Regions from separate parts of the Mus musculus genome. Here regions 1 and 2 are each linked to region 3. Evidence: chromatin loops called from intact Hi-C (ENCODE). Cell type or tissue: heart. All regions are shown on one strand.

The links. A loop is a pair of places that touch in the nucleus more often than their neighbours do. Peaks named below come from ENCODE experiments on the same cell type or tissue, not always from the same donor. Only the 100,000 strongest peaks of a DNase experiment are listed, where the experiment ranks them.
Region 1: a loop joins it to region 3, with 2.0 times the contacts of the local background. A loop is called at or near these places in 2 of 42 quality-filtered maps.
Region 2: a loop joins it to region 3, with 2.6 times the contacts of the local background. A loop is called at or near these places in 2 of 42 quality-filtered maps.

The regions. Positions count from the first base shown.
Region 1 is chr17:33,625,997-33,633,996 of GRCm38, forward strand. Zfp414 (zinc finger protein 414) reads left to right here and starts at 3,096. Exons shown (of 6, transcript NM_026712.3): 1 at 3,096-3,220; 2 at 3,801-4,083; 3 at 4,371-4,478; 4 at 4,580-4,685; 5 at 5,133-5,467; 6 at 5,546-5,720. The coding sequence starts at 3,218. The coding sequence ends at 5,610. In heart, no CTCF peak of the experiment used is centred here; DNase peaks (open chromatin) are centred at 3,345, 3,875, 4,515 and 5,425; H3K4me3 peaks cover 1,676 bases; H3K27ac peaks cover 2,327 bases.
Region 2 is chr17:33,645,370-33,653,369 of GRCm38, forward strand. Pram1 (PML-RAR alpha-regulated adaptor molecule 1) reads left to right here. Exons shown (of 10, transcript NM_001002842.2): 9 at 57-91; 10 at 175-337. The coding sequence ends at 206. It overlaps Hnrnpm (heterogeneous nuclear ribonucleoprotein M), which reads right to left. Exons shown (of 16, transcript NM_029804.3): 13 at 6,904-6,957; 14 at 4,226-5,028; 15 at 3,444-3,495; 16 at 864-1,290. The coding sequence ends at 1,127. Among named protein-coding and RNA genes, the nearest start is that of Pram1, 11 kb to the left of the region's middle. In heart, no CTCF peak of the experiment used is centred here; a DNase peak (open chromatin) is centred at 4,702.
Region 3 is chr17:33,798,249-33,806,248 of GRCm38, forward strand. No RefSeq gene overlaps it. Among named protein-coding and RNA genes, the nearest start is that of Kank3, 8.3 kb to the right of the region's middle. In heart, CTCF peaks have their summits at 243 and 4,178 (motif pointing left); a DNase peak (open chromatin) is centred at 283; H3K27me3 peaks cover 4,030 bases.

The DNA.
Region 1 (8,000 bases), 170 kb before region 3:
TCCTCAGAAAATTGGACATAGTACTACCAGAAGATCCCTCAATACCTCTTCTGGGCATATATCCAGAAGATGTTCCAACCGGTAAGAAGGACACATGCTCCACTATGTTCATAGCAGCCTTATTTATAATAGCCAGAAGCTGGAAAGAACCCAGATGCCCCTCAACAGAGGAATGGATACAGAAAATGTGGTACATTTACACAATGGAGTACTACTCAGCTATTAAAAAGAATGAATTTATGAAATTCCTAGGCAAATGGATGGACCTAGAGGGCATCATCCTGAGTGAGGTAACCCAATCACAAAAGAACTCACACAATATGTACTCACTGATAAGTGGATGTTAGCCCAGAAACTTAGAATACCCAAGATATAAGATACAATTTGCTAAACACATGAAACTCAAGAAGAATGAAAATCAAAGTGCAGACTCTTTGCCCCTTCTTAGAATTGGGAACAAAACACCCATGGAAGGAGTTACAGAGACAAAGTTTGGAGCTGAGATGAAAGGATGGACCATCTAGAGCTGCCATATCCGGGGATCCATCCCATAATCAGCTTTCAAATGCTGACACCATTGCATACACTAGCAAGATTTTGCTGAAAGGACCCAGATATAGCAGTCTCTTGTGAGGCTATGCCGGGGCCTAGCAAACACAGAAGTGGATGCTCACAATCATTTATTGGATGGATCACAGGGCCCACAATGGAGGAGCTAGAGAAAGTAACCAAAGAGCTAAAGGGATCTGCAACCCTATAGGTGGAACAACAATATGAACTAACCAGTACCCCCGGAGCTCATGTCTCTAGCTGCATATGTATCAGAAGATGTCCTAGTCGGCCATCAGTGGAAAGAGAGGCCCATTGGTAGTGCAAACTTTATATGGGGAAGGCCAGGGCCAAGAAGTGGGAGTGGGTGGGTGGGGGAGTTGGTGGGGGAGTGTGGAGGGGACTTTTGGGATAGCATTCGAAATGTAAATGAAATAAATACCTAATAAAAATTTTTTCAAAAAAAAAAAAAAAGAGTTGCCTTGGTCATGGTGTCAGTTCACAACAGTAAAATCCTAACTAATACACCCATTAAGGGGTGGAATTTGGTAAGGCAGATTCAAATGTCTTTGAGTCATTTCTCCCTCAGTAAGTAACCCCTTGCCTATATCCCTGTAGTAACTTAAGAAAACCCTTGATCCACTATAGTGGCTTTGGTGTTATTCATACTTTGCTCTGTCATGGGTTATTTATCTAAGGTGAGTAGAAGTGTTTGTGTTTCCCTGGAAAAAGTCTTGTCATACAACTGATCCTACCATAGAAATATGACGACCTAAGTTCATATCCCCAGATACCAGGTAAATGCCAGGTGGGCACTATGGCCCACCTGCAGCTTCAGCCTCAGACAGTAGAGACCGTGCATCCCCAGAGCAAGAATAGTCATATTGTTGAGCTCTGAGTTTGATTTTGAGGTCCTGTCTCATCGAATAAGGAGGAAGAGGCCTGGAGGATTATTCCCCACTGCAACCACCAGCCTCCATATGCACAAGCCACAAAGTGAACATGTACCCACAAATGTGAGTATGCACCTGCAAACAAATACCCCACAAACATGTGTGCATATATACATGCAACCACATACACAAAAATGGAAAAACAAACATTCATCAATGACTACTTCAGAAACCATGGTTTCTCTCTCTTCCACCTCTTGAAAGTCCTACAGGAGCCAGGCGTGGTGGCGCACGCCTTTAATCCCAGCACTCGGGAGGCAGAGGCAGGCAGATTTCTGAGTTCGAGGCCAGCCTGATCTACAGAGTGAGTTCCAGCCAGGGCTACACAGAGAAACCCTGTCTCGAAAAAACAAAACAAAAGAAAGAAAGAAAGAAAGAAAGAAAGAAAGAAAGAAAGAAAGAAAGAAAGGAAGGAAGAAAGGAAGCCCTACAGGACTCACCCAAGTTCTCTTTCTGACCTCCATACCAACATCTTTATTCTGTTTCAATAGTGCAGAGGTCTCGCCCTTGCTTACGAAAGGGGAGCTTGCTCTTTGCCAGCTCAGGACATCTGCGCCAGCTTGCTGTAGTGCTCTGCTTCTGTAGGCATCAAGGCACAGCTCAAGTCACCCCCTTAGACAGGCTTCCCTGACTCCTCATTTCACATCAGTTTTGTTTGTTTTCTTATCTCCTAGGATAGATCCAAGATCATTTTTCTGCTGTTGTTGATTTATTGTCTCTCCATTTTCTTGGTTGACTAGAGACTCCCAAGAGCAGTACTAAGTTCCTGGCACATAGGATGCACTTAAGGAAAGTAGGGTGGGCAGGCGACCTCTCAGTAGTAGTGCACTTGGGATTCATTTTCACACCTCTCGACCTGTGGAATTTGCTTGTTCCTGAAGATCCATTAGTTAGAGTGTTTCTCACATTGGGCTATTACAACAGATTCGTACTTGCTGCACACTGGATGTGCTGAAAATTTTATGGTGCTTGCTAGGAAGATGGGTCTGTGCAGACACAAGGGACCAGGGTTCAAACCCACAATCATGTAAATGAGAAAGAGTTTGGATCTCTAGCCCTCCCTGTGAGGCATAGCAGCTTCCTGTAATCAGGGCCCTTTGGAGGTGGACACAGGAATCTTCTGACAAGTAAGTTAGCTAGCTAGGTGGGAACTGGTGAGCTCCAACTTCAGTGAGAGATGTTGCCTCAGTGAATGAAGTGGAGAGCAATGAAGGAAGACAATGTCTACCTTGGACCTCCGCTCTTACCTGCTCACATCTGTGCATATACATATTCATTTGTACGTGTATGTGTACAGAGCTAAGGATGTGGCTTGCTTTGTAGAGAGTTTGCCTAGCATATATGAAAACTCTGGGTTTGATACTCAGTACCACCTAAAACCTGGTGTATTGGCATCTAAGTTCAAGGTCAACTTCTGTGTAAGGCCAACCTGGGCTATAAAAGTGGGGAGGGGAAGAGCTTTTGTCAGTTTTCTCTGAAATTTAAGACCAATCAAAAGCAGACCTTCTCTGTTTCTGTATAAGAGCTGCAGTGTAGTCTCAGGCCCCTCCTTCTAGAGAAGCGCCCAGAATTAGGCCACACCCCATGTCTCGCGAGATCTGAGAAGCGGGAAAATGGCGCCGATGTGAGCGAGAGACCGTGTCGCCGAGGAAGACGCCCCTGCTGGAGCCAGAGCCTCCGAAGGCACGGGAACCAGAGGTGTAACTGAGTAGAGGATGGTGAGCGCAGCACCCCGCACGCGGACGCGGAAGAGCAGCGGGACTGACAGGGAACGGTCCTGCCGCGCGCCCCCCTCCAGCTGACCCCGCCCCCACATCCGGGTCCCCGCCCGCCTCTGACTGTCACTTAGCTTTCGTCCAGCCCTGAAGGCCGGGCCACACCCACTCTCCTAGAGTTCAGTCCCTAAATTTAACACGTATTGGCTCAGAGCGTCTATCTGCTCAGCTCTAGCTTAGCCAGTATTCCCCATCATCACACGATCCACTGTAGGCCCTCCAGCATTTCCTAGTTGCTCCTCTAGGCCACACCTCCGCCCCTAGTGCCTCTCCTGCCAAAATTGAGGAAGGGATGTTAATGCTGCTTTTTTATGCATAATCCCTGATAACTCCTGCAATTGGAATTAGGAGACAGTAGCTCGGTCTGCCCTTATCTCCCGTATCTTGCTGGTGACTCAGAAAGTGGAATGACTGGGTAATATCTGGTGAGTGTTGAAGGAGTCTGTCTTGTGGACCTTTGTAGTAGAAGGGCATCTGTCTGACCTAGGGATCCCAGCCTGATTTTAGCCACTTCTTGCACCAGGAGGAACCATCCAGGCCCAGCTCGGACACGCTGACCACTGTAGAATCCAGCTCCGGTGAGCCAGACAAGGAGGTGGCATCTCCAGATGGGGCAGCTCCAGCCACTTTTTCCTCCGTGGAGGAGCCCAGCCCTAACCCAACAGCCATGCCACCAGTGTGGGACCATGGAGGACCTCTGCAGCAAGTTGCCTATCCAGCCTCAGACAGTTGCCAGACTGGCTCAACCAACACAGGCGTGGGGACCAATGAGGACCTTCGGTTGCCCAGACGCCGTCCACCGCCAGGTTATCTGTGGACCTTTCTGGGGAGTCACATGCCTTTGATAGGGCTGAGATGGTGCAAGACAAGGAATCACCTTTTATCCCATTGCGGGGGTGGGGGGGTGGGGTGGGGGGTGGTCTTCACCATTTACTGAGCACCTTGTCAATATGTCAGGTGTGGCTCCAGAGATGAACTAAACCAATCCAGCCCTTCCGGGCAGTTTATTCTGACAGTGGCTGGGTGGGGAGTAATCAAGGCTTTTGGGTAGGTCAGTAAGGAAGAGAGTAATGACACCCATTCGTTCCTGCAGGGAAACAAATACCCTGCTCTAGCCCCGGCTGCTGCCTCAGTTTCCCCAGTGTTCGTGATCTAGCACAGCATCTCCGTACCCACTGCCCACCCACACAGTCACTGGAAGGTAAGATGAGGGTTGCTGATAGTGAAGCAGATAGGCAGAGCCCCCCCCCCCAGAGTTAGTCTTAACCACCCCACTCCACATCTGCACTTTATCCCTACCAGGCAAACTCTTCCGATGCTCCGCGCTGAGCTGCACTGAGAGTTTCCCCAGCATGCAGGAGCTGGTAGCCCACGGCAAGCTGCATTACAAGCCCAACCGCTACTTCAAGTGAGAGCCTGACCATCCCCCTCTTTCAATTCCCAGATCTTTAGTGCTTCTTAGTGTGTGTGGAGGAAGGGTGGGTTGAAGTATGAGTGTGGCCTGGGAAACCAGCTCCAACCATGCATGGAAAACAGATGGGAATTAAGTCATTCTGGCTACGGGCTCAGTTTGGAGGTGCAGGGTATACATGCCGTGGTTCCGTCCAGTTCTACCTCATGTCTTATGTGGAAAACTGGCACTTAAGTAAAACCAAACTTGAGATTCTGAGCTGGAAAGGTCCAGAAGAATTAAGACTACAGTAAAGGAGGGCCTGTAGGCCAAGCTCCTTTACTTTGTGTGCAGTACTACAGAGATTCTGATATAGATACCCTTCCTACATCTTGGTCCCTGGGAAGCAGTGGATAGGCCCTTCCTGTTGCCCAGGATATAGTCCAGTACTGTGCCTGCCCCCAGGTGTGAGAATTGCCTCCTGCGCTTCCGCACTCACCGTTCACTCTTCAAGCATCTGCATGTTTGTATAGACCATGGTCAGAACCCAGCCCCGCCACCACCCCCTGCCCTGGACAAAGAGCCACCTGTACCCGAGCGTCCCCCAGAGTCCGACCCTTCGTCTTCCCTGGGCCTGCCATTCCCACTACTTGAGCCTTTTACCTCTGCCCCCACTGGGCCCTTCCTTCCATACTTGAACCCTGCACCCTTTGGCCTGAGTCCCCCTCGACTGCGCCCATTCCTGGCTGCCACTCCAGGGCCACCAGCATCCAGCACTGCCATCTGGAAGAAGAGTCAAGGTGAGTATAGGAGCAGGTTGCCTGCAAAGCTGGCTGAGCCCACCTTTATTCTGAACTTGAACTGCTTCTTTCCTGCAGGCGCTACCAGTAGTCCCAGAAGACCTCAGGGTGGCTCTGATGCGCCCTCAGGTGCGTGCAGGTGACCACCAGGGCAGGGTGGAGGGGCCTTCATTCCTATGCCCTGTGTGGGCCTTGCGAATGCTGGAAAGCAGCAGTGCCTGTCCCTTAAAATACATGATTTTTACCTTTAAAATGACTGGTACCTATGCCTTCATCTGCGCTGGCGTTCCTGTGTAAACATTTGTGTCTTGTCCAATCTCTGAGTGCTCTTCTCCGGTGGTGGATCCAGGGATAGGAGGCAAATGTGGTGCCTGCGGTGATGGGCAGTCAAGCCCAGGAAAAAGAATCCAGCTTGCCTGGACCCTGGCAGCTGAGGGGGATGGACCCAGGGAAAAGTCTAATCTGTTCTGGCCAACGTCTACCATCCATGGTTGAAAGGCTTTCTGGAGGGAGACTGAGGTGCCTGCAGGGTACCTGGCTCCCAGCCACATCACGTGGAAACACACAGATGGCTGCTATTTGTGTATGCAGTGTGTGACTTCTTCAAGAGCCTCACGGTCCACTTCCAGGACCATCACCCTGGTCACCCCACAGCCCTGACACCTGGGTTCCTTGGTGCCAACACCCAGTTGGATAAGGCTGAGCAATGTTCAGGCATAGAGCTAGAAGCAAGGGATGAGACCTAGGCTCAGCTGGCCCCCCCTCAACTCTATACAGACTCAACCCTGTTTGCTCCTGGGGTGTCACAACTGTCAGAGGGGGAGAAGCTAGTTTTATGGAAGCTTTGAAACAGCTCTGTTGAACTGAGTGGGAAGGAATACAGAGAGTTTTGTAATTTGAGGGAGGAGGGGACAATAGAGGAGGCACGTTGAGCTAGTGTGTGCTGTCTTGGGTCCCTTACCCCCCAGATAAGATTTTTTTTCTAATTTTTTTTATTTTTTGAGAAAGTATGAGAGTGTATGTGTGTACACAAGTGTAATTAATGCTCATGGAAGCCAAAAGAGGGTATAGGAGCCCCAAGCACTTGTAAGCTGTCGGGATGGGTGCTGGGAACCAAACTTGGGTCTTCTGTAAGAGCAGTATGAGAGTGAATTTTTTTTAAGCGTCACAGCTAATTTCTTTTAAAAATTAATTTATTTTAAACTTTTAACTGTGATTCCTCTCCTGCAACCCACCACCACCACCCCCCAAATAAGCACTAGGCTGTTGGACTAGGGTGCTCACATGCAATGGGAGGGCGACTTAGAATTGGCTTCACAGAATCTGGCCCTCATCAGTACTCCTGTTTTCCTGGCACCTCAGCCATGGGATCTCTCTCCAACTCAGTGCCCATCGTAGCCAGCTGTAGATAGGGTAGTCAGTGCCCACTGTTCTGTTCCACAACTTCCAGAAACCAGATACAATAGGGTTGTTCTTTATTCCAGGTTGTTTTCCTTTATTTAAAAACAAACAAACAGGCATAGTGGCACATGCCTTTAATCCCAGCACTTGGGAGGCAGAGTTAAGTGGATCTCTGAGTTTATGGCCAGCCTGTTCTACAGAGCTAGTTCTAATATAGTCAGGACTACACAGAGAAACAGTGTCTTGAAATTTCATGGCTCACCATGTTCAAGTGCTTGCCTATGCAGCCCTGATGGCCTGTGTGAGGCAGAGAGGGAAAGATCAAGTCTCCAAAGTTGTCCTTTCATATATTAGGCCCCGAGTTTAAAGTATTGTGGCACGCACCTTTAATCCCCGCACTTGCTAGACAGTCAGGCAGATCTAAGTGACAAGGTCCAGCCAGGGTACATAGTAAACACTATCTCAAGAAATTTTGTTATTAGTATCAAGAATTAGGAAGGCAAGCCGGGCGGTGGTGGTGCACGCCTTTAATCCCAGCACTCGGGAGGCAGAGGCAGACGGATTTCTGAGTTCGAGGCCAGCTTGGTCTACAGAGTGAGTTCCAGGACAGCCAGGGATATACATTGGAACCTTGTCTCGAAAAAAAAAAAAAATTAGGAAGGCAATGTGGAAATCTAGGTGTGAGTAAACTCTGAGCTCTTCTGCATTAGACCTCCACCTCCCTTGCTCCTGAGGCCAATGGATTCAGAGAGAGAAGAGCCTGGGTTACTGTAGTTGAAGAGTTGAGAAGGGGCAAGATGGGGAATTGAACTTTTTCCGCATCCTCCTTTCAGTCAGCAAACCTTGTGTTGTTGCTGGCTTCTGCCCCAATCTCCATTCTGGAGAGTTGGGTCCATTTGAAATGTACTGAGGATGGAGATGTAGCTCAGTACAGTACTTGCCTACCATGCACAAATTCTTGAGCTCTTTCTGTCCCAAGCACCACATAAGCCAGGCATGCTAATAAGTGCATACATTTCCTCCAGAACTTGGAAGGGGTGGGAGAGTGGACTCGAGAGGATTAGGAATTCAAGGTTGTCCTGGCTATGTATAGAGTATATAACACACTTATACCCCCCACCCCCGCCCCGCC
Region 2 (8,000 bases), 150 kb before region 3:
GGAATGGGGAACACCAGGGTTGGCTTCTGCTGACTATATCATGCTCTCTCTGCCAGGGAAACAGAGGTATATGATGACGTCAGCTTTGGGGGTATGTACAGTGATTCCTCATAGGGATGCTTTGTATCATGCCTCTGTGGCACAGGGTCACTTGAAATTCATCCTTCTCTGTAGACCCTCTGGACATGCAACCATTTCCTCGGTGACAGTATGGAACAGCAGATAAGTGGGTTCCAGGACCAACAGTCCAGCTACTGCTCACTCAGGAGCCCGGGATCCCAGCCTGGCAAACAGACACCCAAAGGCATGTGCTTATATAAAACTCCTCTTTAAAATATCCTTGTTTCTTGTCTTTTCTCTCCTTCCTAACTGGCACACACAGTAGAACACAGGCATATGCCTGGAACGAAAGGTGGGGGGAAAAAATCAGTTACCCTCCCAACTGAAAGGAGCTGATGAGAGGATACATCCACACACAACTTAGATGACTAGTAGCTGCACCCAAAAACCCCTTGTAGGCTGCAAACATTTGTGTTGCCAAGAGAGTGAGTCTATGGTGGGGCTCCTGCCTAACAAGCCCCAAACAGTGACATTCTCAGTGGGCTTGAACAAAGAAAAGCCAAAGTGAAGTAAGCTGGGACTTACAGAATAAAGCTACAGGACGACTTTCAGGATTGCTATTATCACACCTAGGAAAATGACGACCTTCTAGAATCTTTACTAATAAGTGTATAACCAGGTTCTCTCTTCAAACCTTGGGGCCCACACGCAAGCAACAATGAGGGTGAGATCCCTGGTGTTGACAGCTCTGCAGATCTCAAATGGCCACCTCTACAAAATATACAAAAACAAAAAAGGCAAGCCACTTTCAGGAACTGGTATTTATTATCAAAGTCATATTCGATGTCAACAAGATGCCACAACTACAAAAAAAATTGCGCACATTGCAATCTCAATGCAAACAGTCAAATGGAACCCCAATCATTAAAAAATTAATTCAAATTACCCCAAAAAAGCAACTGAATTTTTTAAACATCTTTATACATCCAGCCAACAAATTAAAATGGTTAACAAGAAAAAATACAAATTCAGAGGTCTGGTATTGATGTTTAAAAAAGGCAACTGCTTAAGCATTTCTATCAATTCGAACATCAATCTCTCGGCCACTCAGCTTCATGCCATTCATCATCCGGCAGGCTCTCTCAGCCACCTCTGGAGACTCAAACTTAACCACACCGCACCCCTTGGACTTTCCGTTCTCCATCTTGATGTCGGCGTACAGCACGTGGCCTGGCACAGGGAGGGAAGAAGAGACCACACGCATCAGGCAAACCCAGAGCTCAGCCTCAGTCTGGGCTCCACTCAGTCCAGATCACCTGTTGGATTTCGGTGACATAGTCAAAAAGGAGAGACCCTTGCGTATGAAGTGAATGCTTAGAACACCACGTATGGCAGCGCCAGCAACTACAGCTCCCTCCACTACATTGCCATTGTTCTCCAAGCATGACAACAGCCTAACCTGCTGTGAAGAACCTGCCAAATGGCTTCAAATGTTTGTCCTTATGCTCCAGCAAGTTACAGAGAGAGGGAACTGTGGAGCCAACTTTAGATTAGAATTCTAGAGGGTTGACTATTGAATACAACCATCTTGTCACAAGGCCATTACCAATATGATGGTTCTGTAAGACAGGTATACTTAGTGAGTAGCTTATGGACCTATATGATGATTATGTACCCAGGTATGTGTCAAGCACAAAAGAAATGGGTCTATAATAAAGTAAGAGTCAAAGACACATTAGTACTGTTAAGGCCCACAATTCTAGTCCTACTAATGGCTTGGGGAGAGATGACATTCCAGTGGCTTCTCATGATAAAGTTCTAAAAGATAGTAAGTACAAATTCATCAGAACAAACATTCCTGCCAGAGTAGGACACAATGGTACACACCTGCAATCCCAGTGATTGGGAAGCTAAAGCAAGATTTTGAGTTCTAGGCCAGTCTAGAGCTACCTGGCAAGGCCCAGGCTCAAAAGAGAATGATAAGACAGGAGAAAAAGAGAGGGAAAAGTATCTCACCTGTAATCCCAGCCCTTGGAAGTTGGAGGTAGAAGAATCAAGAATTCAAGGTCACTAAGGATGCAGCTCAGTGGGCACAGTGCTTTGCCTAGCATGCATAAAACCCCTGGGTTGAACCCCAGCATTTGTACAAACCAGGCAGGGTGGCTACCTCTGTAATCCAAGCATTCAGGAGGTAGAAGACTACAAGTTCAAGGTTATTTCTAGCTATATAGTGAGGGCCATCTGAGTTTTAAAAGGCCCAATCTATATCCCCCCCCCCCCCGTCACCCCCCTCCCCAATACAACTAAGAGTTTAAGGTCATTCTTGATTACATAAGGACTTTGAAGCCTATCTCAAAAAGAGAAAAGGGGGAGGAAAAAAGCAAAGGGGCAGAGAGAATTTTCTGGCAGGAAAGCAGAGGATATACCTGAACATATAACTCATGTTCAAGGGCAGGAGAGAAATGTAACCAAGTCTGCAGAATCTTTTGAGTTTGAATTTTCTCAGAAGTGGGGAGAGTGACACATTCCATTCCCAGTTTTTGGAATATCTAGTTACAATATTGACTGTTGTGAAAACTGCAACTCAGAGAATCACGGGACTAGGAAAGATAGTTGGCTTTGACTCTACAGCTTATCCCAAAGAATCAAGGAACACACCAAGAACATTGGAATGTGAGCCATTTCTGCATGAGGAAACAAGAAACAGGTGTCTTGATCCAGCAGCCACCCACATCTTGGTTTAGCTGAGAAGGTGCAATGCAAGCAGGGGACGACTGCATCCTGGTCATCAAAGAAGCTTTCCAGAAAGGTTGCCTCGTGTTAAGAATCCACAACCAGACTTTCACCCCATACTGTGTGCTCAGACCTACAACTGCTAAGCATGAGTTCCCGAGGAACCAAACCAGCTATGAGTTTAATGGAGGAAATCAATTTTTCTTAAATTTACTTTTTTTGTGTTTTACAAGTCTGTGACCGTAGGAATACTGCTTTGCTGACTCTTATGTAAAAAGATGACAACACTGCCTCCTCTCAGAAACTCTGAAAAAGCAGGAGTGGTAGCATTCACCTATAGTTCCAGCAAATGCAAGGCAGAGGCAAGAGAATCATGAACTTGAGTTTTGCCTAGGTTATAAAGTGAGAGTCTGCTTCCAAAAACTAACTAGAAAAGAACTGCAAGGATGAAATGAGCACACAGCATGACACATACCAGGACACCCAACAGCTGCCTGTACACCTGCAGGTAGAACAATGGCAAGGCCCATGGTCGCTCTGGAGCCCATGGACAGTGGTGGGTAAGACTAGGAAAGAAGCTCCACTGCTCCAACTCAGCAGCATCACCAAGCCACGACACAGGAAGCACAGAGAGCCTGTTACACACTTACCACATTCATTGAACTTGTCCTTTAGCATCTTCCATGTAAAATCAAATGGGAGCTGAGGAAAAAAAGAGGCAGACTAATCTGTGATACAACAAAGTCTTAATGTACAAACATTCTACTAGATACGAGAATATGACTTGAAGGCACTTGGGCTGGAGTGCAGCTTATGGGGTATACAGTGATTTGCCTAGTGTGTGGACAGCCCTAGATTGAACCCCCAGTAATCCCTCAAATCCTCACTTGCTGACCTCAAGACAATCAGCAGGGAACAAAACAAGTCTATGTAGAACTAGGCTACTAAGTGGCACAACTCACAATCTGGTGACAATACGTAACTCAAGCACAGCTACCTTTCTCAGAATCACTGTGCCAAGGCTGAAGTGCTCCTCAAGCCAGGGACCAGAAACCACAGACCTTTAGAGCTCAGTCTATTCCTCACCTGGCATATCACAGGCAATGCCAGGCAATTGTATTTTTGTTTCTTTGTATTTTGGAGACAGTGTCTCACCTGGTAGCTCTTTTTAGACTGGATCCCAGAGTGCCACTTCACCTTTGCCTCTAGAGTGCTGGAATTAAAGGAGTGGACCACCATGCCTGGCACTAAGACTACTGCTCTTCCAGTAACCCCTCAACTTCCAGTTCAACTCTGGAGATAGGCAAGCTGTATCACCCGTACTGCCCAGTTCTCCCTTCATCAAACTTCCCTCTCCAGTCTACATCATTCAGTCTACTGGCCTCCCCACTTCACAACAACCACAAGAAAATTCCACTAAAGAACCACTTACATTTCTCACAAATATCTGGCAGGCCTTCCTGGCTACTCCAGGTGCATGGCCTCCAGCTCCGCCAAAGGAACCTGCGAAGCTTCCTCCAAAGTTGCCCCGCTCCATCTCAATGGCTCGGTCAAAGCTAGCACCTCCGGCTCCACCCATGGCCAGGCCCATTCGCTCAATACCAGCGCCCAATGCTGGGCCCATGGCAGGGCCCATACGTTCCAGGCTGTTGGCGCCCATTCGCTCCAGGCCCATGCGCTCAAGACTGTTGGCTCCCATACGCTCCAGGCCCATGCGCTCCAGGTTGTTGGCGCCCATGCGCTCCAGGCCGGTGGCCATCCGATCCATCACAGGACCCATGCGCTCCAGGCTGGCCCCCATGCCTGTGGGCACCATCCGATCCATGCTTAGGCCCATGCGTTCAATGGCAGGACCCATGCGCTCTACACCAGAGCCCATGCGCTCAATGGTTTGGCCCACACGGTCAATGGGTGCGGCCATGCGCTCCAGGCCGAAGCCCATGCCGGCACCCATGCGCTCCACGCCAGAACCAATGCGCTCCATGGTCTGGCCCATGCGCTCAATACTGGAGGCCATGTGGTCAAGGCCTAGTGGGCCCATGCGCTCAATGCTGGAGCCCATGCGCTCAACTGAGCCCATGCGGTCCATGACCAGGCCCATGCGCTCAATCTCAGAGCCCACTCGATCCATGCCATGGCCTAAGCCTGCGCCCATGCGCTCCATGCCAGCACCGCTAATGCGGTCAATGCCAGGGCCCATCCTCTCGATCCCAGGGACACTGCCTCCAGCTCCACCTGAAACAGGAATAAAAAGCACAAGTAGAAGTCAGAGACTTATGTAGATGTTCATATACTAATGTGTGCCTGGCTGGGCACTTCAGATCCTAAGCTCAAATCAGGAAGTCATGCTCAAAGTAATTTACTATTAAAACAAAAACAAAAAAAAACCTCTTGAAAGTTTTCACATTGAAATCCACACAATCATCCTTTCCACTACATAGCACAGGTAAAAATTTCACAATAAAATTTAGAAGGAATAAAACTTCACCTCCATACTGGCTATGAGTTGTCATACTTCAATTTCTAAAAACCTTTGTAGTGTCCCCATCAGCAGACATTACGAATGCTCTTTAAAAAGCACAGAAAACTTCATACTCAGGGTAACTGACAGGAGACAATTCAAAGTTACTTACAACCTTCAAGTTGAGAGAACCTGTCCCTCTTAAAATGCCCTGCTGATGTCCACTATTGCTGCAATTCCTTTAGCACTTCTAGGGCACAAAATAATCACACAGCCATGTAAAAGATAAAACAAAAATGACCCTCAATATACACAAGCATACAAACTGATCATTTTCTGGAACCTTTCCTTCTATAGGGGAAATTGATAGCTACTTCATTGGCTTTGGAAGAAAGATGCTGACACCATGGCAAGTTCAATTCTGGAAGAGGCTAAGGGTCAGAGACCAGTGCACAATGACTCTTATCCATAATGCTTGCAAACCTAGACAAGGAAGGTCTGACTATCACCAAGGCCATTACCTCACCACCTAACCAAGCAGAGCTCAAAACTGAAGTTTCATAGTGCCCACTTCTCAGCATAGCAGTCTAGCCCACAGCTGGCCTACTACTGACACAAGGTAAAAATTACAAGAGATCACTCAGCAATTTTTCTAACAGTATATAACTGGCCAAAGCTATGTACCTGGCACAAATCAACTCATCTTTCTGTGCCCACTTCTGTGGCTGAAATGTAGCACACTGGTTGGCAAAATCCAAGTACAACTTCAATAGCATTTCAGAACACAAGTAGCTCAAAAAGTAACTTCTTCACATTTGCAAGGGGAAAAGAGTTGCTGGCTCAACACAGAGTATAGTAATGATGCTGGCAACATAGTAATATATGTCCACAGCAGCAGACCCAGAAAAGAATTTAGCAAGGATCCTACAGAAATGCCTGGCAAGTGGGTTGCTATGGGAAAGCCAAACTCAAAGATTAGGGAAAAAGGGAAGGTGGAGTGGGTAAACTTTAAAAGGTAAGGTTAGGCTAGAGAGCTGGCTCTGCAGTTAAGAGAACTTAACTATTCTTGCAAAGTACCAGAACTCATTCAGTTCCCAAGACCCACATCTTACAACTTACAACCACCAAATAGCTCCAACTCTCAAGAGATCTGCTGTCTCTGGTTTCCACTTGCATTTACACACACACACACACACACACACACACACACACACACACACACACACACACACACACACACCACTCACTCTCTTAAATCTTCATAGTACTTTTAATTCTAAGTGCTCATAAAACTATCATGGACGATCATATACCAAAATGTTTGCAACACTCAATGCACACTGGGCCTGCATGAGGGTTCCAACAAACATTTGCCTTGCTTTAGGATGGTGCACTTTTCAGTTTTAAGACTTTTTACATGCACTGGCTCTTTTATAGCCTTCGGAGGTTGTATCTATTAAACCCCCCCCCCCCATTTTATAGGTGAGTTTTGTCATTTGTCATAAGCCACACAGGAAAAGGCAACAATTGATACCACCCTGGGTAACCTGTGTCACAGCCATCTTTGTCACATTACCGTTGACTTTCCATTAAGTGCTCGTTCTAACAACAACACCACCACACAGAACATCAAGCTAAGTGATTCCTACCTCCTCCCTGTTTTGCAATGATCTCTCCTCTCTTCAGTGCATTACTTAGGATTTCTAAGGAAATCAGGAAGAAAAAATAATTAGCCAAATTGTTCTATAACAGAAACCTGCTCATTATGTTCTAAAAGTATATATATTTTAAGAATAGAGAACGGGTTTGAGAAACATACATTTAACATCATTTTACAAAAAACGTGGTGGCGCACACCTTTGATCCCAGCACTTGGGAGGCAGAGGCAGGCGGATTTCTGAGTTCGAGGCCAGCCTGGTCGACCGAGTGAGTTCCAGGACAGCCAGGGCTATACAGAGAAGCGCTGTCTTAAAAAACCAAACCAAACCAAACCAAAAACCCAGGAAAGTCATAATGCTAGGACTCCTTGTAACTCTTGAGTAAGGCCCAGTTTACAGGGGTGCCTGCAAATTTGTCCAGCAAAGAGAACAAAGAGGAAGGCCCTCAACCCTTGCTCAGTAGCAGTTTTCTAAAGGTGGTCTGGACACTCTTAGTACTGAGACTTCCTCGGTGGGCAGGAAACCAAGGATTCTTCAGGTGTCCTAGAACCTGCATGGACTCTTCTTCTCCGCATCACAAAGTAATTCAAAGTACCTGTACAGAGCAGGAGGTGAGGACTTTGAGCACCTAATGAGTAGGCAGTATGTGGTGGTGACAAAGATAAAGAATTATCTTCCTGCCCCACTGTCCCATAGAGAAAACATTGTTGCTTGCTGGCCAATGGCTCATCTAAGCCTCCTCAAGTTTGCTACTGCTACTATTAATACCCACCTTAGAAATCCAAAGCTTTAGCTTCTATCATGGGTCCTTAAAATACATCAAATTTGCTAGCTGGACTTCCCAGCAGTCATAATGGTTTGCAAACCAGACCACAGGGGAAATCTTTATAGAATGACATACACGAGCAGATGCACTTTCTGTGGCCATCTCTTAGGACCACATGTCTGTGTCATGCTCTATGCTGCCATGTAGCCATAGCAATCTTACAGCACACTTGCCAATGGCAGGCACCTGAACCTAGGTAACCTTTGCCCCTTCTGAGGTCCACAGAGCTGTTCCTACAGACTCTGGCATCTCCTTTTAGTTG
Region 3 (8,000 bases):
ACTCACTACTTAGCCAAAGATGACTATGGACTGTTGATCCTCTGAAGTGGTAGGGTTACAGGTATGAGTCACCTTGCCCAGGTGCTTTAGAATTTCTTTCAGAGGTCCAGAAATTGTTTTTAGGTCAGGAAGACAAAGCGGCTGCAAGACATTTTTGTTGTGTTTCTTCTTGGAAGAAAACAACTTCCTTCAAATGTTAAGCAGGTCTAAATTTCTAGAGTTGTAACCCAGGTTCTAGCACCCCCTCTTGGCTTTCCAGTGAGCAGCTCTTACATGTGCCAGGAGGAAGGATTGCCAAGCTCTCTTGGGCAGTTATAAATGCCCAGTGTAGCCTGGGCATGATGCATGATTAACATGTCCATAGAATCTGTCAAATAATCCGGGGGGGGGGGGGGTATGAACGTGATGATTAGTAAGTTTCCCTCTGTTACTTTTCTTTTCTCCCTTTCTGCAGTATTTCATTGATGGACAAATTGTGTATACACATGTGTGAGGTGTTTGTATCACTTAGTGTTTGCGTAATTAAAGGAACTCTTGTGGGAGTCAGTTCCCACTTCCGATCATATGAGTCCTATGGATTGAACTCAGGCCCTCAGGCTTCATAGTAAGTGCCTTTATCCACTGAGCCATCTCATCAGCTCCCATCTCGTTTCACTATTAATATATCAAACATTTGTGGGGCACCTACTCTGCACCACATTTTGTTCTCATCACTTAGGTCCAAAATCTTTAGCCAGTCGGTGGTGGTGCACGCCTTTAATCCCAGCACTTGGGAGGCAGAAGCCAGCCTGGACAGCCAGCACTACACAGAGAAACCCTGCTCTAAGGAAGAAAAATAAGCAAAGAAGATGAAGAACATACAGAATGGGGAAGGGAGATTAACAATTTTTTAAAAGGATATGAACTGTTTTGTTTTAAAGATTTATTTATTATATTTATTTGAGTACAGAGTAGCTCTTTCCAGACATATCAGAAGAGGGCATCAGCTTTTATTACAGATGGCTGTGAGCCACCATGTAGGAATTGAACTCAGGACCTCTTGAAGAGGAGTCAGTGCTAATAACTGCTGAGCCATCTCTCCAGCCCAGATATTAACAACTTTAAATGGAGTGGTCAGAAATGGACTTGGTGACAAAAGCAGGGAAGTTAGGAAGTGAAAGAGCTGGCCAAGTGGATCTGGTGTAATAATATTCCAGAAAGAGGAAACTACCAATGCAAAGGTCCTGTGGCAGACATGATTACATATGACCACTGAGTAAACAGGAAGGGAGACCATGTGCTTGGAGCAGAGGAGTGAACGGTGGGGAAAGAAAAAGTCACCTTCCAGAATGGCTCACTATGTAAAGGCACTTACCACCAAACCTGTGGACCTGAGTTTAATCTTTGGGACCTGTGTAATGGAGGAAGAGAACTGACTTTTGTAGATTCTCTGTCTTCCATTTGTGTGTTGTAGCACTTGAATCCACACACATGCACACGTGTATACACACTAAAGAAATAAAATAAGTAACATGCATTTTTTAAAGTGGGGGGTGAGTCAAGGCAGGAAGACAACAAGGTCAGGTCCTTAAAGGTACTGGGAAAGGACTTGATCTTTTTGCTTGTTTTTGTCTTTTTCAAAACAGGGTTTCTCTGTGTAGTACTTCTGGAACGTTTTAGACCAGGACGGCCTCAAACTCTTTGCCTCTGACTCCTAAGTGCTGGGATTAAAGGTGTTTGCCACCACACGGGGTTATGGAACTTCATCTTTCCTTAATATGTAGGTCATGTATAGGACTCTAAGAAAAAAAACCAGACAAGATTAGATGTTAAGAGCTTTCCTCCAGCTGGTTTGTGGCCTCACACAGAACTGAAATGATGAGAGGAAAGGGTGACTTTCTTTTTTTTTTTTTAAAAGATTTATTTATTTATTATATGTAAGTACACTGTAGCTGTCTTCAGACACTCCAGGAGAGGGAGTCAGATCTCATTACGGGTGGTTGTGAGCCACCATGTGGTTGCTGGGATTTGAACTCCGGACCTTCAGAAGAGCAGTCAGGTGCTCTTACCCGCTGAGCCATCTCACCAGCCCAAGGGTGACTTTCTTAGCCGGGGCTGGACAAGGAAGGGAACCACATGGTGGTGAGGCATGGTTGGATACTGGATTGGTAGATTTTGAGAAAATGAAGGACTTGCTGATCCTTGTAATATGGGGTCCTGAGATGGTCAGGGCTCTAACTCAGTTGATAGGACACTTGCTGAGCATACATGGAGCCCAGGGTTCCATCTCCTGCACCAGATATATAAATACACACACGCCTGGTGTGGTGGCGCATGCCTTTAATCCCAGCACTCGGGAGGCAGAGACAGGCAGATTTCTGAGTTCGAGGCCAGCCTGGTCTACATAGTGAGTTCCAGGACAGCCAGGGCTACACAGAGAAACCCTGTCACGAAAAAAACCAAAAAATAAAAAATAAAAAAAAAAATAAATAAATACACACACACACACACGTGTGTGTGCCTGGGGATACATAAAACCTTCTCTCAAAACAAAACACCTTTTAAAGAGTGAGCAGTGAGCAAGAGAAGACTCTGAGTGGTTTTGATGCTGATGGCATAGATATCAAAGACAACAGGGTAATCATTAATCGAGACCCTGTCCATTTTCATATTTTATTTATTTTGAGATGGGGGTCTCTCTCTAGCCCTGCCAATCCTGGATCAGGCTGTTTTTGAACACAGAGAGCTCTGCCTACCACTGCCTCCTGGGTGCTGGGTCTAAAGGCAAGCACCACTCACTATGCCTGCCTGCTGTTTTAATATTTTAAATTAAATTGCAAAGCAACAGGCCCCCTGTCCCTTAAAGCATTATAATTTTTTTCTATCTGGATGTTAGTGACACACATTTTTAATCCTCAATTGAAGTACTGGGGAGGAAAAGGCAGGCAAATCTCTCTGCAAGTTCAAGGCGAACATGGTCTACATAGTATGTTCCAGGACTGTTAGAGCTACATACTGAGACTCTGGTTCAATCCAGGATCATTTATGACATTTTAATGTCATATCTCTCAGTCTACCTTTAGCTCAGAACATTCCTTCTTCCTTCATTTTCTCTTCTTTTTCCTCTATGAAGGGTAGAACCTAGAGTCTGGCACACACTGGTGAACACTCTACCACTGACCTGCATCTCCCGTTGTCTTTATCTTTTATTATACAGACATGCTTTTTTCTTATTTTTTATTATATTGGTTAATTATTTGTGTGTGTGTGTGTGTGTGTGTGTGTGTGTGTGTGTATTTGAGTGTGGTCACTTGCACACTATGGCAAGAATGTGGAAGTCAGAAGACATCCTTTTAGAGTAGGCTCTCTCCTTCTACCATGTGGGTCCTAGAGATTTAGCCCTGGTCCTTAGGCTTGTGCAGCAAGCCTTTGTGCACGTGCCTTTGCTCGCCGAGTCAGAGTCACTGCCTTCTTTCTTTAAGAGAGGGTCTCCTACAGCCCGGCCTGACCTCAAAGTTCGATGTGTAACTGAGGATAACATTGAACTGATCCCTTCCTTTAAAAAATTGCATTTTCCGCCAGGCATGGTGGCGCACGCCTTTAATCCCAGCACTCAGGAGGCAGAGGCAGGTGGATTTCTGAGTTCGAGGCCAGCCTGGTCTACAAAGTGAGTTCCAGGACAGCCAGGGCTATATACAGAGAAGCCCTGTCTTGAAAAACCAAAAAAAAAAAAAAAAAAAAAATGCATTTTACTATGGCTGGAGAAATGGCTCAGCAGTTAGGAGAACTGGCTGTTTTTTCAGAAGATATATGTTTAGTTCCCAGAATCCACATGGTGACTAGCAACCATCTTTAACTCCATCCAGTTCCAAGAGACCCTTTTCAGGCCTGCTTGCGTAATATGCACATAAATGCATGGTACATGTAAACATGCAGGCAAAATTCATACTCATGAGGAATTTTTAAATTACATATGCATTGATATTGGGTATATGTGGGGGAATGTGTTTGAGTGTGGAGCTGTGCATGCCACAGTGTGAAAACCTCTATTTGATTCCTGGGGTTTGAACTCAGGATGCCTCTCCTTGGATCTCTTGAACTCGGGATCTCTCCAGCCCTTCCCCTGTCCCCCACCCCCTAACTCTAGAGTCTGAAGTTTAAGTGAAGTTTAAAATAAAGAACTCTCACCACCTACTGGTCATATGGGGAATAGCCAAGCTCAGGTTTTTTTTTTTTTTTTTTTTTTTTTTTTTGCTTGTCCTTACCTCCTTCCCCCATTCCCTCCTAAACAGGGTCAAATTTATTTTGTAACAGGGGAGGCTGTGACTTCTGGACTTCTGACTCCGTCAGCCAAGTGCTGACCAGGAGCACTTTTTTGAAAGCAATAGGCAGTAATTTTGTAAGGTGCTTTTTTTATTTGTGATTAGGATCATGTGATATATCCTCACAAATACCACAATTGTGTGGTTACTGTTTTTTTGTTTTTGTTTTTGTTTTCTCTAATGAGTATTGATGTTTTGCCTACATGTGTGTGTACCATATGCACACACAGTGCCCAAACAGGCTGGAAGAGGCATTGGATCCCTTGGATCTAGAAATACAATTGTGAGCCACCATGTGGGTGTTGGGAATGGAATCCTGGTCCTTTGGAAGAGCAGTCAGTACCACTGAGTCAGCTCTCTAGCTCTCCAGCCTTACTGGTAGTTTTAAGTATAAGGACTTGGTAAAAGGAGACTTCTGTGAAAGGAGCAAGGTGGCAGCTGCGCTCTTCTGTAATTACTGTCTGTCGGGCACATACATTGAGGCTGTTTTACTGTTCCATTTCTTCTGGAACTTTCATTCACTTGCTTCACTGCAGAGCTGTAAACCTGAATCAATTATTTAACTGGCTTTGTTGTTTGTTTGTTTGTTTGTTTGGTAGCTAGAGAGAATCTCTTACTCCAAAACCCTTTAATGGTTTGGAGCTCGGTATGTAGCCCAGGCTAGCTTCAAACTTCTGGAGATTCTTCTGCCTCAGCCTCCTGAGCACTGGACTTACAGGCACGAACCACTGACTGGCTGGTTGAGTGCCTTTAGTAGTTTGCTCATTTCTTTATTTTTCTTATTTTGTGTGTATGTGTGTGTTGACACAGGCGCTGGTGTGTTATGCATGTGTATGTGTGTGGAGGCCAGAGGACAACTTTGGGCATTGTTCCTCAAATGTCATCCCTCTTGTATATTTTCACTCAGTGTCTCCCACTGATCTGAAACTTGCCAAGTTGACTACTAGGCTGACCAGCCAGAGAGCCCCAGAGATTTCTCCTTGTCTGCTTTCGAAGTGCTGGGATTACAACCACTTGCCACCATAACCATTAAACAAACAAACAAACAAACAAAAACAAACCAATAAAGAGTTTTGAAGAATGGAATGTAAGTCTGAATCGGGCTGGTTCTCTTCTTCAACTAGGTGGCTTCCGTGGAACTCAGGTCCCCAGACTTGGGAGCAAGCCATCTTGCCCTTCTAGTTCTTTCTCTTAAGTACCTACTATTAAACCTATAATAAAACTCCTGGCTGAGCCCATTCTGCTGTATGTGAATGTCATTCTTTAAATTCATAAGACAAAAAAAGTGGTTGTCACTAATTCAGTGGAAATTTTGTGTGACCATGAAAGTTCATCACTCTAACTCCTGATTTAAAGCCCACCTGGGGCTAGGAAGTTTCTGTTAAACTCAAGGACAACCCACTTTTCCAAATCGTTAAGCTGTGAGAAACCCTTCTGACCTAGTTTGGATTTTATTGCTGTGAACAGACACCATGACCAAGGCAACTTTTATAAAAGACAACTTTTTTTTTTTTTTTTTTTTTTTTTTGGTTTTTCAAGACAGGATTTCTTTGTATAGCCCTGGCTGTCCTGGCACTCACTTTGTAGACCAGGCTGGCCTTGAACTCAGAAATCCACCTGCCTCTGCCTCCCGAGTGCTGGGATTAAAGGCGAGCGCCACCACGCCCGGCTACTTAAAAGACAACTTTAATTGGGGCTGGTTTACAGGTTCTGAGGTTCAGTCCATTATCATAATGGTGGGGAAGCATGGCAGCGTTCAGGCAGGCATGGTGCTAGAGGAGCTGAGAGTTCTACATCTTCATCCCAAGGAAGCCAGGAGCAGACTGTTTCAAGTGGCTAGAAGTGTCTCAAAGCCCATCCCCACAGTGACACACTTCCTCCAACAAAGCCACACCTACTTCAACAAGGCAACACCTGATAGTGGCACTCTTTGGGCTAAGCATATTCAAATCACCACACCCTCTGTGCAATAACCAAACTTGCTCAAAGCTAGGAAATGTAGCAGGAGGGCAGGGGGAGTGATACACACGCCAGGAGGGCAGGGGGAGTGATACACATGCCAGGAGGGCAGGGGGAGTGATACACATGCCAGGAGGGCAGGGGGAGTGATACACAAGCCAGGAGGGCAGGGGGAGTGATACACACGCCAGCAATGATGTGTTCCTTTATTCCCACAGGTGGGAGAGGGATACATTCCAGAACTCTCTGGGGAGGGAAACAACTGGATGTGGACCATCTGCTTTGCCCAGGGAGGGGAGGGCATGCAGGGTTACCCTGGAAGCCAAATTGGTGGCCTGTGTCTTTTCAAAGCCCCATCTGTGTTCTCAGCCCAAATGCTGGGAGATCTGAGTGTTGAGAGCCAACCACAGCCTCCTTGGGGCAGTTGCATTCCAGACAGGGGTGGAAGGTAGTCTGGCATATATCTAGGAGGTCCTTGAAATGGTGAAAGAGCACAAAGTGCTTCCAAGGGCTTCGTGTACATTCTGGAGTGGCTGAAGTTGGCTTCTCCCTCCCACTTCCCTCTGGAGACTCTAGAGAAAATGGTCCCCTTTTTAATTTAATTTAATTTAATCTAATTTAATTAATTTTTTTTTAGGATGAACATAAAGGGTGTTACCAATGGTGTGTGTGTGGAGGGGAGGGTCATTAATGAGCTCTAAGTTTTTTGTTGTTGTTGTTTTCGAGACAGGGTCTCTTTGTGTAGCCCTGGCTGTCCTGGAACTAATTCTGTAGACCAGGCTGGCCTCGAACTCAGAAATCTGCCTGCCTCTGCCTCCCAAACACTAGGATTAAAGGCATATGCTTTCATTGCTGGGCTTTTTAAAAAGTTTTCAATCACATTCTCTCTGTCTCTGTCTCTGTCTCTGTCTCTGTCTTTCTCTCCTGCTGTGGATGTGAATATAAGGCTCTCAGCTTCTGTTCTAGCACCATGCCTATCTGCTTCTCAGCATAATGATCATGGACTAACCATCTAAAACTGTAAGCAAGCCCCCAATTAAGTGTTTTTTTAAAATAAAGAGTTGCCTTGGTCATAGCCTCTCTATATAGCAATAGAACAATGACTAAGACATATACTTTTCCCCAAGTCACAAGAATTAAAGATGCTTCTAGGAAGCCAGGCTTGGGCTACACAGAGAAGTCCTGTCTTGAAAAATAAAAATAAAAACAAAAACAACAACAACAAAAAAGATTTGTAGGCAGGAGAATGACACATTTTAAATCGTCCTATACTACACAACGAAACGGTGTCTGTAAAACAACCAAAAATTGCTTATTGGATTGGGTATTAGCTCAATGATCTGCCATTTGTGTTTCCTTCCTACCACTGAAAGAAAGAAAAGGTCTGCCGAGCTGGTGGTGCACACCCTTAATTTCAGAACTCCGGAGGCAGAGACAGGTGAATCTCTCTGAGTTCAGGGCCAGCCTGGTCTACAGAATGAGTTCTAGGACAGCCAGGGCTACACAGAGAAACCCTGTCTCGAAAAACAAAACAAAACAAAACAAAACAAAACAAAACAAAACAAAACAAAACAGGACTTCCAGACAAGGGACTGAGGTGCATATTTTACATCAAAGCAAAGCTGGCTCCCAGGTTCTCCCAGCTTCCTCAGGTCCCCACCCTGCCCCCAAACCTTAACTCCAGCTCAGGGGCTGGGTTGCCCTACCCCCAGATATCTCTGTATTCTCTCTCTCTCTCTC